Regions from separate parts of the Homo sapiens genome. Here all the other regions are linked to region 3. Evidence: chromatin loops called from intact Hi-C (ENCODE). Cell type or tissue: A673. All regions are shown on one strand.

What was found. Hi-C counts contacts between places; a loop is a spot of excess contacts. Peaks named below come from ENCODE experiments on the same cell type or tissue, not always from the same donor. Only the 100,000 strongest peaks of a DNase experiment are listed, where the experiment ranks them.
Region 1: a loop joins it to region 3, with 10 times the contacts of the local background. A loop is called at or near these places in 3 of 110 quality-filtered maps.
Region 2: a loop joins it to region 3, with 6 times the contacts of the local background. A loop is called at or near these places in 2 of 110 quality-filtered maps.

The regions. Positions count from the first base shown.
Region 1 is chr1:102,183,205-102,188,204 of GRCh38, reverse strand. No RefSeq gene overlaps it. Among named protein-coding and RNA genes, the nearest start is that of OLFM3, 190 kb to the right of the region's middle. In A673, no CTCF peak of the experiment used is centred here; DNase peaks (open chromatin) are centred at 1,464, 2,784, 3,514 and 4,154; H3K27ac peaks cover 5,000 bases.
Region 2 is chr1:101,993,951-101,998,950 of GRCh38, reverse strand. OLFM3 (olfactomedin 3) reads left to right here and starts at 2,025. Exons shown (of 6, transcript NM_058170.4): 1 at 2,025-2,203. The coding sequence starts at 2,135. In A673, no CTCF peak of the experiment used is centred here; DNase peaks (open chromatin) are centred at 1,960, 2,440 and 2,790; H3K4me3 peaks cover 3,515 bases; H3K27ac peaks cover 3,082 bases.
Region 3 is chr1:102,431,853-102,436,852 of GRCh38, reverse strand. No RefSeq gene overlaps it. Among named protein-coding and RNA genes, the nearest start is that of OLFM3, 440 kb to the right of the region's middle. In A673, a CTCF peak has its summit at 2,177 (motif pointing right); a DNase peak (open chromatin) is centred at 2,202.

The DNA.
Region 1 (5,000 bases), 250 kb after region 3:
AATATGAAGGTAGGATTTCTAGAAAACATTCCAAAAGAATCTCCCTATAGAAACAGAAAAAAATAAGCCCTGCTTTCCCAAGCTTCTTCTATTTGGAGTTACTCTTTTTGTCCAAATGCAGTTTTAACTGTACCGTGTACTCAGCCAGTCCAGAAATAGAGAATAAATCAGCAATTTCATATTTAATGACTGATTGTGCAGGGAATTTATTGTACCTTTCTTTCCTATCTTGCAATCTCTTCTAACTTTTCCTTATCTAGCAATTTACTTCCTATGGACTGCAACTCAGAGGCATTAAGCTCAGTTCCCTTAGCAGCAACACCAATGCCATGACAGGTACTTTCTAATCTTCTACACTGGGGTGTTAATTCTCGCCCCCTATACCTCCAGTCACAGACATCCCTCTATTAAATGAAAAGATTGTCTGAAATTATTGATTTTTTTAACCCAAATGTTATCTGTTTTTTTTGAGTATCATTTTCTGCAGGCATTACCTATCACATTGAACAACTTTAGGTTTCTGTGATTAGCCAAAAGTTACCTGAACTTGCTATGCCTATTTGAATATTTTTCCACTGGAATTCTCTGCTGTCCCTCGTGTACCCACAGCTAATTAATATTTTTCCACCCTCTGCTACCTAGAATGACCAGTATGTCTTATGTAGGCACATCATCAGAATAACATTGGTAGTAAACTGATATTCAGATGGAGATTGGTGCTCATTTTCCCTTACCAATTACTTTGCATGTCAAGGGCTCGGGGTTTCTCCAAGAGCAGAAACATTAGGGAAATCTCTGACTATAGGTTTTTGGCTCAATTGCAGCCATTATTAATTTGAGTGGGCATCAGTTTCTTGTCAGACAGAATCTCTGGGCAAAGGTTATTGTAGGAGGACTATTTAACATATCTTTCCACCGTGGTACCCTTTTGAGAATTAAAGGAAGTTGGACAGAGGTTAAATTTTCAGGATGCCTAGGACACCAGTCATAAACCAGGCAAACTGAGTTAATAGTCCCTCTAGTTATTAGGTTCCTGGTTCCAGAATCAGGGAAGAAATTTTTTGCATACGTTTATTTAATGCTTATTTGAATTACAATATACTAGGCAATTTGCTGGGCCCACAAGCTACATGGAGATTCAGGAAGACATATTTACCTTCATGGACCTTGTTATCTAATAGTGAAAGCAACTGCACAGTTATAAGTATGATGAGAACTATAAAACAAATAGAAAAATATGATGAGAAAACATAGCTTGGGAGTGTCAAACTAAAAATAAATTTGAGAAAAATATCTCCAAATATGTTTTTATTTAAGACTGAGAAATGAGAATTAAAATTGGAATGCATGGAATGGCAAACCAAAAGCGCATCTGGTGTTGGAAGATTAAAGGCAAGTTTTTATTGGCAAAAAGGAAGAGGTTCACAGAAACTGCTTAGAACAAGAGTTCATTGGTCCAGAAGCTCAAAACCAGAGTTGTCATCTATTCATTGGTGGAGATGCCATTACTGGGCAAGTGTCATTTTGAGAGCATCTTATCTAAATTACTGCAGGCCTGAAGAATTCCTAGAGATTAAACGTCATAGAAGCATATGTATATGTGCAAAATATGCAAGCCATGTAAAGGAGATGCATGAAGGACATGAAGGGATTTCTTGTGGGGATTTTAGAAAATCCTTGGAAACAGATTCTATCTCACACATGAAAGTGTGAGCCTCCTCTGTCTTCATGCCTTCCCAGCCCTATTTTGTCTGAGTGTGATGGCTGTGATCTCATCCTGGTATCTGCAAGGATGCTAGCCTAGCTTTGGAAATTAGGGAAAAAAAATTGGAAAATTGACATATAAGCCAAAACCTCAAAATGAGAGTGAGACAAAAATATGCAACGCTGACCAAGATGGCCCCACAGCTTGACTAAATTTTAGATGGGCTTTCTACTGACTCTAGGTCCCTGACCTTTTATTTGAGCATTTACTTTAGCAAACTTATAATTACAAATTCTTTCCCTGCCTCCTTTGACATCTAAATGTTCTCCCATCCTCTTCCCAGTTTTCACAAAAATAAATGTTTTTCTCAAGAACCTAGGAGCCACCCCTTTGCAATGCAATTACCAAACGACATAGTACCCCAATCTATCTCCCAGTTTCTGTGGGAGGGTAGAAGCCTAACTTAGATAAGGATAATTAGCAAACACAGATGGCCTAACAACATTGACTACATCCCACCTAGTGTCCTTTAGTGCTTTTCCATGAGCTCACCTCAGCTTTACAAACCCTCCTGCCTTTTGTTTCAGCTGAGCTGAGTTCAGCCACTCTTCTGTATGGCCATAGTCTCTCTTCTCTAATGCAAGAGTTTCAAATAAAGTCTCTCTTGCTTATTTACCTCTATCCAGTGCAGATTTTCATTGATAAAATTCAACTAAAAATAGGCAATGTGGGACTTTAAGGAAGAGAGGGATAATCAGTATGGTTAAAGTATAGAGAATGAAAAGGTTGGTTAGTAGTTTTTGTGTTGATGAAGGGGGCAGAAAAACATTCATTTATTAAGATACTATAGAGAAAATAATTCATTTGTTGCTGCTTTCATTCAACTTCTATAATCTAAGCCCTAAATATTTGCTCCTGATGAATTCTTTCTTTAATACCAGGTTTCACTAAACCATTGTTTAAGTTTTGGCCACTAGTTCAACAACATAATTAAATTATGTATAGCATAAACTATGCTATTTGTATTAGAATGCAGAGGAAAGGAGGAAGGAAGGAAGGAAGGAAGGAAGGAAGGAAGGAAGGAAGGAAGGAAGGAAGGATGGAAGGAAGGAAGCAAGCAAGCAAGCAAGCCGGGAGTGAGGGAGGGAGGGAGGAAAGGGAGGGAGTGAGGGAGGAGAAAATGGAAAATATAAAACAGTTAAAGGAACACTTTCTGACTCTTGGAATTTAAAACTGAAGTGAAGCATTTATATAAAAATATTCCGAATGAATGTTCAATGAGGGACCAAGAAGACAGATATTTTCAGGCTGATGTTGTCTGTTAAAATATATTTGAAACTCATACCATTTCTACTTGTTAAGTATTTTTAGTTATTGGTCAACTTTACAAATTTTTCTACTTATTTCTTAAATTATAGTTTGTTTTTATTGCTGTATAATTGTCTCAACTGAATAGAATTTAATAAATTTCTTAAAACAAATAATTTCTCTTGACATCACCTGACATTACTCAGTAGCACAGCAACTCTGATTCAAATGGTCACCTCCTTTGCCACACCCTCCTTTCTCTCTTCTAAATATTAAGATTTGATCTACTTTTTAAAAATCATCCATTTAGTGAACATTTATTGATATCTACAAAGTATCATTATGGAAGAGCCCCAACATTTTCTCCCCTCAGCCCTACCTCATACTTCAAGAAATAAAATACAAATACTGCTGTGACTCTATGAGTAGGCAGTTAATGAGAATGTATTTGCTACTGTAATACAGGAGAGGGCTTTTGCTTGTGAAATGGAAGAGCTAAGTTGTAATTCTCAACCCTGGCTTCAATTAGAGTCACAGGGAGGACTTTTTCAAATACCAGACAGAATGAGCCACATCCTCAGACATACAGTTGGAATTGTTTTGTGGTAGAGCTAGGGTATCTATATTTTAATTTCATATAATTGTTCCTTGGTATTCATGAGAAATTGGTTCCAGGACCCCCTCAAATACCAAAATCCATGGATGCTCAAGTCCCTTATATAAAATGGTGTAGTATTTTTATATAACCTACCCACATCCTCCTGTTTAAATTATCTCTAGATTATTAATACAATGTAGAAAAATTGTATTGAGTACCTAATACAATGTGAATGCTATGCATATAGTTGTTATATAGTATTGTTTAAAGAATAAGAAGAAAAAATTATCTACACATTCAGTACAGATGCAATTTTTATTTTACAAACATTTTTGATCCACAATTGGTTGAATCCACAGATGTGGAACCCACAGATACAGAGGGCCAACTATATATATATTTTTTCTATTTCCCCAGGGGAACCTAATGTGCAGTCACAGTTGCACACAACCATGTGTCTAAGAGTCTATGTAAGGTAATCTCTCCTGATCTTTGTTTATTAGGAGGGCCGTGTACACTCCTCATGGCTTTGTAGGAGGATCTTCTGCCCTAGTTCCAACCTGGGAGATATTAGGGAGAAAAATTTAGTGTTTTTCTTTCCTCATTACTGATTGCTTCTCACAGCAGGAAGAATGGATAAAGATGTGGTATTCATTAAGCATATCTCAAATACTTGTCTGGAGTTTGTTTTCTAGCCACTTGTAGCTGTTTGCCTTTTAGACTATCATGACTAAGCAGAGTATTTATTTCTCATTGTAGCCTAGCCTAGTTTATTAAAGTTCTGTAAGTTATTTATGGCAAAAGTCTCTGTAGGTAATAACTTACGCCTTGCCAGCATCATTCTATGTAGATAGATTTCTCCCATTTAGATGGGATGAATGGTTCAAAAGAAAATTTGTAATCCTGGAACCCTTGGTTAAATATCATATTAATGTTACCTGCTCTAATATTATCACATAAATTTGCCTATATAGAAGCAATTCTGTCTAAATCAACTCATACTCTAAATATGACATGGGAAAAATTAAAATAACATGATACTACTACTAAAGACAGTATTGGTGATGTTATTGCTATCAATACTAAGAATTACTTATAGCTTCTATTTATTTTCAATTTATATTCATTTTCTCATTTAATCTTCACTATAAATCTATGCAATAAATATATTAGACTCATTTTTAGATGAGAAAACTGAGGCTCAAATAGTTTAGGAAATAAAGCTGGAATTTGAAATTAAAACTGTCAAACTCTAAAACATGATGTTCTTAGTAAATATTAAATTAAGTATAAATTTTTACTATAGTAAATATTAATAGCTACTATTTATTTATTGCCATCATGTGCATGATATTCAGCAGATATTCCTGATTCTCACATTACTGCTAT
Region 2 (5,000 bases), 440 kb after region 3:
TACTACTGTCTGCTAATTGAGAGGTAGAGATGTAAAAAAGATGGTAGAAGACTTCTTGGGAAGAGGGAAAAGCATGTGTAAATACAAATAACAAAAAATGTATTTAGAGAATGGATAATAAAAATGTATTATTATAATCATTCAGCCAACACACCTCTGCAAATTCATTTTCAATCTGCACAGTCATGTGAAATATTTAAAAATGGATGCAGAATTTTCAACAATTTCTATGTGTGATTTTTTAAAAATTATGCTGATTTTATCCTACATAGATAGATAAGTATGTAGATGTTGATAGGTAGAAAAGTTTAGGTTAAGAAGCAAATGTAAAAAGAAAAAAACTCTGACAAATATGTTCTAGGAAGTTACCCCAGAGAGTGGTACAACTCTATAGTTTTATCTATTACCTCAAAATAATGGAAACTTCTAAATATGGTTATGGCTGTTAAGATTATTAAATTAACACCATTATAAGTAATTTCACTTTCTTTCTATGATTTTGCAATCTCTATTTTGTATGATCCACTCCTTCAAAAAGAATTATCAGATGTAGTGAACTTCATGCCATTTATGTTTATAGAAAATAAAGACCTCAAGTAACTATACACACATTTATAATATTAGGATTAAAACAGATGCAATATGATGTAAATTCTTGGGGACAATAACTTTCAAATGCATTTGAGTCCTAATTGAGATTTCTTATATTAAAAAATAGGATATATTTTCAGTGAAAGGTTGATGGAGATTTCATACTCGGTATGTGTCTGATATCTCAATTCATTGTCTTTTAAATGTCGAAGTAAAAGGAAGCAATGTCCACAGACCCAGTCTATCTATATATTTTAACCCTTAGGAATTATAATTTCTAGAAAAATCAATAGAAGATGGAAATATTACAGGCATAATTGTACGAGAGGGATGTTTCAGGGTGGCTACCAACTTCTTCCTTTTTATATTATTGAGAACACTTTTTCCATATTCAAAGAAATGAAATTGCTCCAGTAAGGTTGAATGATGCAGGGTAAGAGAGTTTGCCATTTACCCTTTCTTTGCTCTTGTGAGGCAGCTATTCTGCCTTTTCTTGAGCCCTAGATTACAGAAGTGTTTGAAAGCTTAGAAATAAACACTCTTCCCATCCCGCTATCCATCTATCAGTGAATTCTTCTTCAAGTAAAAACACAAGTCAGACTGATAGAAAAACTATATTTCCAGGTATGGCTGTGCATATGGGGGGGATATTTCAGCTGGGGGGATCACTAATGGAATATACCATTTATAACTAAAAGAAGAATATAAGCCTCTTTATTTATTTATGCATAGTGTTTTTAGATGACCAAATCCCTAGATAGATAGATACACATTAATACCTAACCAAAACATATAACTTTAATAAGCTATTCATAAATGACTGCACATATCTATAAATTACCACATTCATCTATCAATAACAGCTGAAAATCGTGTGCCTTGGATGACACACACTGATAGTCTGCACTGCAAACTTTGTTTAAAGCACTAAATACAATATCAAGTCCTCTGTCAATGACAGCAGAAGGTTCTAGTGCACTATTTGTTTCATAATCCTGTATTTAGCTGACTCTTTACTTCTCTGCAGCTCAAGTTGCCGGCAAATGCTGAACTGGAGCACGAGAGTCAATCCTTGTTTGGTTAACAAATTCCCCGCAAAATATCCCCCCGAAACCCCCAGGAGCTGTAGTGATGTCATATCCGTTGTCCAGGTCTCCACACCTCTCTCAGCAGTTAATCCCTTTATCTATTCCTTGGGTCAAAACTTTTGAGGTGGGCTAGCTATATAGCAGCGGGGGAGAGGGTAAACTGGGGCGCGCGGGTTGGAGGCGCTTCAGCACCGCGGCCAGCGCCCACTGCAGCCCAACCCACTCTCTAGAGCTCCCGGACTCCTAGCTCTGAGAATGCCTGCGGAATGATCGCCCCCCAGGGCGGCTGCCGCCGCTGCCGCTGCTGCTGTTATTGCTACTGCTGCTGCCGCCGCCTCTGCTTCCACTCGGCTCTGACTGGCAGGCAGAAAGTGCAACTGACGAGGGAAAGGTCTCTGCAGTGAGTGGAGAGCCTACATAAAAGAGAGTAAAGAGGGGCAAAAACCCAGATCAGAATGCAGGCGACGTCCAACCTTCTCAACCTCCTGCTGCTGTCTTTGTTTGCCGGATTAGATCCTTCCAAGGTATGAACAATATTTTGAGTCTTGTTTGAAATAAATGTGCAATATGTAACAAACCTAACAGAAATGCAAATAAATATGTCAAAAACGGGACGAGAGACAGCTCTTTCAGCTACCTTATGGTGTCTGGCGTATCCCCACTGCTTGGAACATAACAAGGTGAACTACCGGAGGAATAGCTCCTCAAGGTAGAGTCCTACTGCGCGGGGGGAGGGACTAGGAGAAAATATAATGTGCATGGGCAGCGGGCAATGCGGCTCTCCGGGGAATTTAGCTTATTCCGTGTCCAACTGCTTAATGCTCTCTTTTGAAGTCGGACGGGTAATGCAAAGGAGTTTGCAGTAGAAACAATGCAATTTATAAACATGTATTAGGACATGGTGAACCGTTTCTTTGTTGAAAGCAGGGAAGCGTTTTCCAGCTGATCCTGGTCAATAATACTCCCATCGCAGACGTGCTGCGGTTTGTGTCCAAAACATTTGGGATGCTGCTTGTAAAACACATGGCAGAGCAGCAGAGCTATACTCTCTGCCATGGCTGAGAGGCGTTGGTGAAAGGAGCTTGTGTTTGTTTCTTCCTTTTCATTAAGAAAATTAGGGGGCACTGAGGAAGTTCTGATTATCAGTGTTAAGAAACAGGAAGTGAGAACCTTAACAAACTAAGGAGGGCAATAGGAAGGATGAGTTAACTCATAGACGTTGAACTCTGAAAATTATCTAGTACTGGCAATGAAAGTGAACGCTAAACTCCTTTGATAAAAAGACAGGAAAATATGGACAAATATTTTCAACGATGTCTGAGAAAAGTCTTGATGACAAAGTGAGATAATTTGAAAGCTTCAGCCTTCTAAGAAAATCATAATGACAGGGAATAAGAGATAAGCCACCTGGTGAAAAAGAGTAAGAGATACAATTTATTATTTTACTTATTTAACTGGCCAACAGCAATTTGACAATATAGGAAGAATGATTCCATGCTATAAAACTAATACAAGCTATATTTTGGAATATTATAAAGTTATTTTTAAAGCTTTACATCATGTGTGTAGTGTAGACAAATTAAGTTTCCTTTCATTACTGAATAGAACTAAGATGTAACCAAGCATAATTTAATACTGTGGTTGTGATATTTGTAGGCCTAATATAGTATACAGTTAAAACTTAGAATCATGTCGTATATATTTGTAATTATTTCTGTACTCTTTCATATTTAGAAGGACCTGATGAGAATAAATTCATTTTATTTTAAAGCTTTGATTGTACTGGTATTATTGATGTAAACGCTTCACTCTGTGTGAATGTCATCTTAATAATCTTAAAGGCATATTTTATATACTAAGGTGTAGCTTTAAAGCATTTTACACTTAGGAAAAAGTGTTGATTTTGTTTTTATATTTAATTTTTTTTCTTCTTGACTCTGCACCCTGTAGTGACACATTCTATCCACTGCCACTCTTTTTATATGATATTGTTTAAAACTTTTGAATACATTCCATATGATTTGGGAATATTCTTGGTAAAACATTTTCTAAAAGCAAAGTTAATCACTAAGTTACTGCAGAAAAAGTCACTTGACTTAAAGTGAGTTTTATTTGTTTTTCTTTAAAATAAATTCAGAAATGTAGAGCTTCATTAACAATTTTGTGTGTGATTTGATTTGTCTGTTATCTTTGATGCATAAATATCTTCACTGCTTGCACCCCTTTCTTTCCAAAATTAAATATGTAGATAATTTTCTGTTAAATATGAAGACATTTTTAAAATAAGCAATGCATCTTTGGTCAATATAATCTTTTCTAGTTTTGGTGAGTTTATTTGTGTGTATTCAATGCTACAAAACTTTTTACTTTCTTCAGAATGAGCTGTGGATATTTGCTACAAATGAGCTGAAAAATCCAGGGAAGGCATACATTAACTTTTCAAACTGTCCTTCTCAGCTTCCACATACTGCAATACAGTGTGCAAAGAACAAAAGATGATTTTTTTAAAAGACGATATTTGTTCTATATCATAGACATTACAGAGAATATTAAAACTTTCAAAACAAGTAATTTTAATGTTGTAAAAAGTTTTAGGACTTTTAGACAAAACATTGCTTTAAAAAATGAAGAGAAGCTACTTTTGTATTAATATTATATATTTATATTTATATAATATATATTTATATTGCTCCCCCCCAAAAAATTACAGATGGCACCATTGTGTCCTCAAAAGAATTGTCAATTAGGTTATAAACTAAGAATTTTGTAAAATTTTATTTTTCATTCTACTAGTTACTTAAGGGCTTAGATTTTAAAAGTCAGGATTCATAAAGCAAATTATATATGGTGAAATTAAAATTAAAAATCCAATAATATAGTACTACAAAAAATACAGTTTTTGGACAAATAAGAAATAATTTGTGATAACACTTAAATGAACAGAAATGCTAACCAACTGCCTTTTTGCATACTAATACATTTGGAGTGATATGGGTCATCATCAAATTTTCAAATAATTTTAAGTATTATTCTATATTGTTATACTTTGTTTATTTTATATATGTATATAATATATATACCTCACATGGATAAACAGAAACTGGCAAAATGGGAAAGCTCTTAAAATTGAATAGATTTTTTTTAGGTATAGGATTTTACATATATCAAATACTGGAAATCTACATCTTAGAAAGTACTTCTTATATATTAGTTTACCTGAAGACAACTGGGTTTTCTAACAACAGTGCCAATTCTATTTCATGGAAGACTATATAATGTTTACATTTATAATGCGGTGTGTGTCTTTTTTTTTTTTTTCTG
Region 3 (5,000 bases):
GTCCCCTCGAGAAGTGGCCCACTCCATTTCTGCATGGGAATACTGAGGCTTGATTTCTCTTATAGAGCCTTCCCAAGTTAGAGAGGCTTCAAGCATTTTGATGCCATGAAGCTTTCTTGCTGCTGACTTGGCTGCCTGATCAGCTAGCTTGTTTCCTTCAGTTATTTCATCCACTCCCTTCTGATATCCCTTACAATGCATCACTGCTACCTCTCATGGAAGGAAAACTGAGGATAAAAACCTGTTAATTTCCTGATGGTATTTTATAGGAGATCGATTGGCAGTAAGAAAGTGTCTTTCTTTCCAAATGGCAGCATGAGCATGGAGAACTAGGAAAGCATACTTGGAGTCAGTGTAAATGTTAGCTACCTTTCCCTTGCTTCACTCAAGAGCTCTTGTAAGGGTTGTCAGTTCAGCTATTTAAAAGCGTGTGCCTGGAGAGAGAGACACACTTTCAGTAACATCATTCAGAGTGACCACTGCATATCCTGCTTCACAGACTCCTTGCTCTACAAAGGAGCTTCCATCTGTGAAGAGGGTCCAGTCTCAATTCTCTAGGGGTTTTCCGGAGATCTTCCCTGGCTGCATAGGTCTGTACCACAGCTTGTTCATGTTCTAGTTCCCCCATTCCCTCAGGGAGGAAAGTGGCTGGGCTTAAGCAAGAGTAAGTCTTTAACTGGATGGTGAAAACTTCTAACAGCAGAACTTGATATTTAAGGAGCCGACTGTCTGTTAACCAAAGGCTTCTCTTAGAGGACAGTAATCCCACCACATTATGCGGAGTATAAACAGTTAAGTCATTTTCCTGGGTTAATTGAAGGCTTTTGGGACTAGTAGGGCCACGGTGGCAATGCTGGCCATCCTTTAGTCCCAAATCTTGTTTCTTACTCAGGTTACTCATAGGCTGTTGAGCTGGTCTTCAGGCCTGTGTTAAGACTCCCAAGGCCATTCCCTTCCTTTCTGATGCATACAGATTGAAGGCCCTTCCTACAGGGAGGCTGAGAGCCAGTGCCTTTACTAGGGCCTGCTTTAGCTGGTTCCAGGCCTTTTGAGCTTCAGGTTTCCAGGTTAAGAGATGAGATTTAGCTGCTTGAGTTTGTCTTATGAGGTGATACAGAGGATGAGCTATCTCACCATACCCAGGTATCTATAGCCTGATAAAGAGAAGTGAGAAAAAGGGGCCCCTTTAGTCTCCTTCCTTGTGGTGTGAGCCAGGGTGGAGAGGAAGGCAGTGGAAATGTTCTTCTTGCTCTTTTCCCTCTGTGGTTCCTGGGTCCTGGCACCTTGTTGAATGTTCCACCCCTGGTTGTAGGCGTGACCTCCAGCCATAGAACCAGAGAAACTAAGCAATTGGGGTTATTCACGCCCACCCAAGTGGCTCTAGTCCACTGCTTATGATTTCCTTTTGACTTCCTAGACTTGTGTGACCTGCCTGTCTCTCTGAAAAATGGATCTCAGGAAAAACTATGTAATAGTTTTTAGGGGCAAGGCCCCTTTAATGGAGACAGCATGCTAGGTTGAACTCTGTATCCTGCTATTATGACCAGTGCTGAAGCGTTTACCCTTAGAGAATGGTTTTGGTTAACTCCCGAACTTCAAATCCCCTTACTAATGAAGTACCACTCTAATTGGAGGTCGAATAGGTGCCTCAAAAGAACGTACGGGGCCAGGCGCAGTGGCTCAAACCTGTAATCGCAGCACTTTGGGAGGCCGAGGCGGGCGGATCACAAGGTCAGGAGATCGAGACCATCCTGGCTAACACGGTGAAACCCCGTCTCTACTAAAAATACAAAAAAAAATTAGCCGGGAATGGTGGCGGGCGCCTGCAGTCCCAGCTACTCAGGAGGCTGAGGCAGGAGAATGGCGTGAACCCGGGAGGTGGAGCTTGCAGTGAGCCAAGATCGCGCCACTGCACTCCAGCCTGGGCGACAGAGGGAGACTCCGTCTCAGAAAAAAAAAAGAAGAACATAGGGACCAAATGGCCGTTTTCTTGATAATTTGGCCTTGGAGGATATTTTAGCCCTAATTGCTGAAGGCAGAATTTTCCTATTTACAGAAGCAGCATGTAGCCTAGCTTTTAATAGCCACAAAAAGGGGAGAGAATCGGGAGGCTACCATGTTTCAGTGAAGGACCGACAATGTGCCTCATGGAGAGGATCCCTATTCCACTAGGTGGTGCTGTTGACCTTGAAATACCATGTGCTCTCTAGACCAAGGGCAGAGTGACCTTGACATGCCATATGCTCTCCGGGCCAAGGTCAGAAAGAGACCTGGAAATGCCATATGCTCTCCAAGCCAATGGCAGAGAGAGACCTGGATGTATCATGTGTTCTCCAGACCAAGGGCTGAGAGAGAGAAATGCTCTCTTTGGTTGGTTTGGGAGCGGGGGTGGACTCTGTTCCTAGAAAATCACAGACACCTTCTCTTGAGCTATATCCCTGGTTAGTACAACATTTCTTAATCTTGCCAAACAAGATTATGTCCCCGAACTGTAAAACTTCCCACACATTGAATACATAGAAAGGATGAGAAATACGATGGCCCTGGACAGGTAAGGAAGAAATTACAAAAGGAAAGTTGGAGAGCCCATTGCCAACACCGCACTGGGGCCATTGGAGGCTGGGGTAAGTACAGAAGCCTTTGGATAATACCGAGGGGTAGCCCTGATTGGAAATCCTCAGTTGTCCCAGGACTTCTTCCAGTACCACATGATGTCTAAGTCCTCCATGAAAGAAAACTGGTTTAAACATGGCTCACTGAGAACTCCCATACCCTTGCTATCTGCCTAAGTGATTACTTTTTAACTCCTATATCACAGTTACCTCCCACAAGGTCCCTTCCTCAACACGTGGGGATTACGGTTTGAGATGAGATTTGAGTGGGAACAGAGAGCCAAACCATATCATAGTGTGTTGCTTAATTTTCAAATATTTGGAAATTTTTTATTATTCCTTCTGTTATTGATTTCCAGCTTCATTTCATTGTGGTTATCAAATTGTATGCATTAAAACATTTTTAATTTATTGAGACATTTCATGGACTAACATATAGTTTATCTTGAAGAATATTACATGTGTTTTTGAGAAAAATGTTTATTGTGCTATTGTAGGGCAGACTGATGAGTGTGTGTGTATTTGTTTGTGTACTTTAGGTATTGATGGTTTATGCTATTGTTCCAGTCCTCAAGTCCTCTATTTTTAATTCATTTTCTGTTTAGAAGTTCTATTCATTATTGAAAGTGGGGAATTGAAGTCTTAACTAGTACTGGACAGTAGTATGTTTCCTTCTTCAATTCTATAAATGTTTGCTTCAAATTTTGAGTCTGTCTCTAACATATATGTGCTTACATTTGTCACATCTTCTTCATGATTTTACTTTTTATTATTACATAATGTCCTTCTTTGTGTTTTGTAACAGTCTTTTTGTGTGTGTTTTGTTTTGTTTTGTTTTCGCCTATCTTGTCTGGTATTATTAATTTAGAAATCTGAAATAAAAAATGTTCCAAAATCTGAAATGTTTTGAGGTTCAACATAATGTTAAAAGAAAATGTTCACCGGAGCATTTGGGATTTCCATATTTTCAGATTAGCTATACTAAACTAGGAAGTATAATGCAAATACACCAAAATCTGAAAAAATCAGGTATCTGATTTTTTTTCTAGTCCTGAGCATTCTGGATAAGAGATACTCAACCTATATAGCCATCTCCAGTTCTTTTTTGGATACTGTTTAAGGGTTTGTGTTTTTTTTCTTCCCCCCATCCTCTTACATTCAGCCTATTTGTGTCTTTGGCTCTAAAATGAGTCACTTTACACAGCATATAAGTGAAGCATGTGTTGTATTTTAATCCATTCTACCAAACTCTGCCTTTTGATTGTAGAATTTAATCCATTTACATTGAAAAAAAATGATGGAGAAGGAGTGACCTCTAAAATTTTGCTATTTGTTTTCCGTACTTCTTATGTCTTTTTTGTTTCTCTTTACCTTCTTTTGTTTTTAATTTTTTGTAGTGTACCATTTTGATTTCTTCTCATTACTTTGTGTGTATATTTTTAAAATGTTTTCATGGAAGTTACTATGAGAAATAATATTAATATCCTAAATTTATAATAATCTAGCTTAAAATAATATTATATTAGCCTTAACAGCACACAGAAACTCTGCTCATATTTATCTCTGTCTTTATTTTGTTTTTGTCACAATTTATTGTGTGTGCTCATTAACATAGCTTTATAATTACTGTTTAATGCATTTGTGAAATCACTTAGGAAATAATAGAGGAATTAAAAATAAAAAATACAGCAATACTCCTTTTTATATTTACCTATGTTGTCATATTTAACAGAGTATTTTATTTTCTTCTTGTGATATTTAAGTTTCTGTTGATTGTTATTTCTAATCAACCTTAAGTTCTCCCTTTAACATTTTTTGTAGGGCAAATTGACTAGTAACAAATTTCTTCAGCTTTTGATTATCTAAAACTGTCTTATATCTTAATTTCTTCCTTATTTTTGAAGATAGTTTTGCCAGATGTAGAATTGTTGATTAATGGGTCCTCCTTCCCTTCCCTTCCCTTCCCCTCCCCTCTCCTCGCCTCCCCTCCCCTTCCCTTCCCTTCCTTCCTTTAATCTTTCCTTCTTTCCTTCATCTTTCCTTCCTTGCTTTAAAAATGTCATTTCACATCCTTCTGATGTCCATGGTTTATAATAATAAATCTTCTGTTATTATGGATAATCTTAAGTGATGAATTGCTTCTTTCGCTGCTTTTAAGATTCTATCTTTGTCTTTGATTTTTGAAAATGTGATTATAATATATCTTGGTGTTGATCTCCTTGCATTTACTTTCTTGGAGTCCATTGAGTTTCCTAAATTTGTACATTGTGTGAGTTTTTTAAAATCAAATTTAGGGAGCTTTTTTGCCATTGTTTTTTCAAAGATTATTTTTGTCTCTTTCTTTTCTCCTTCTGAGATTTTCAGTACGTGTATATTCTATGTATATTG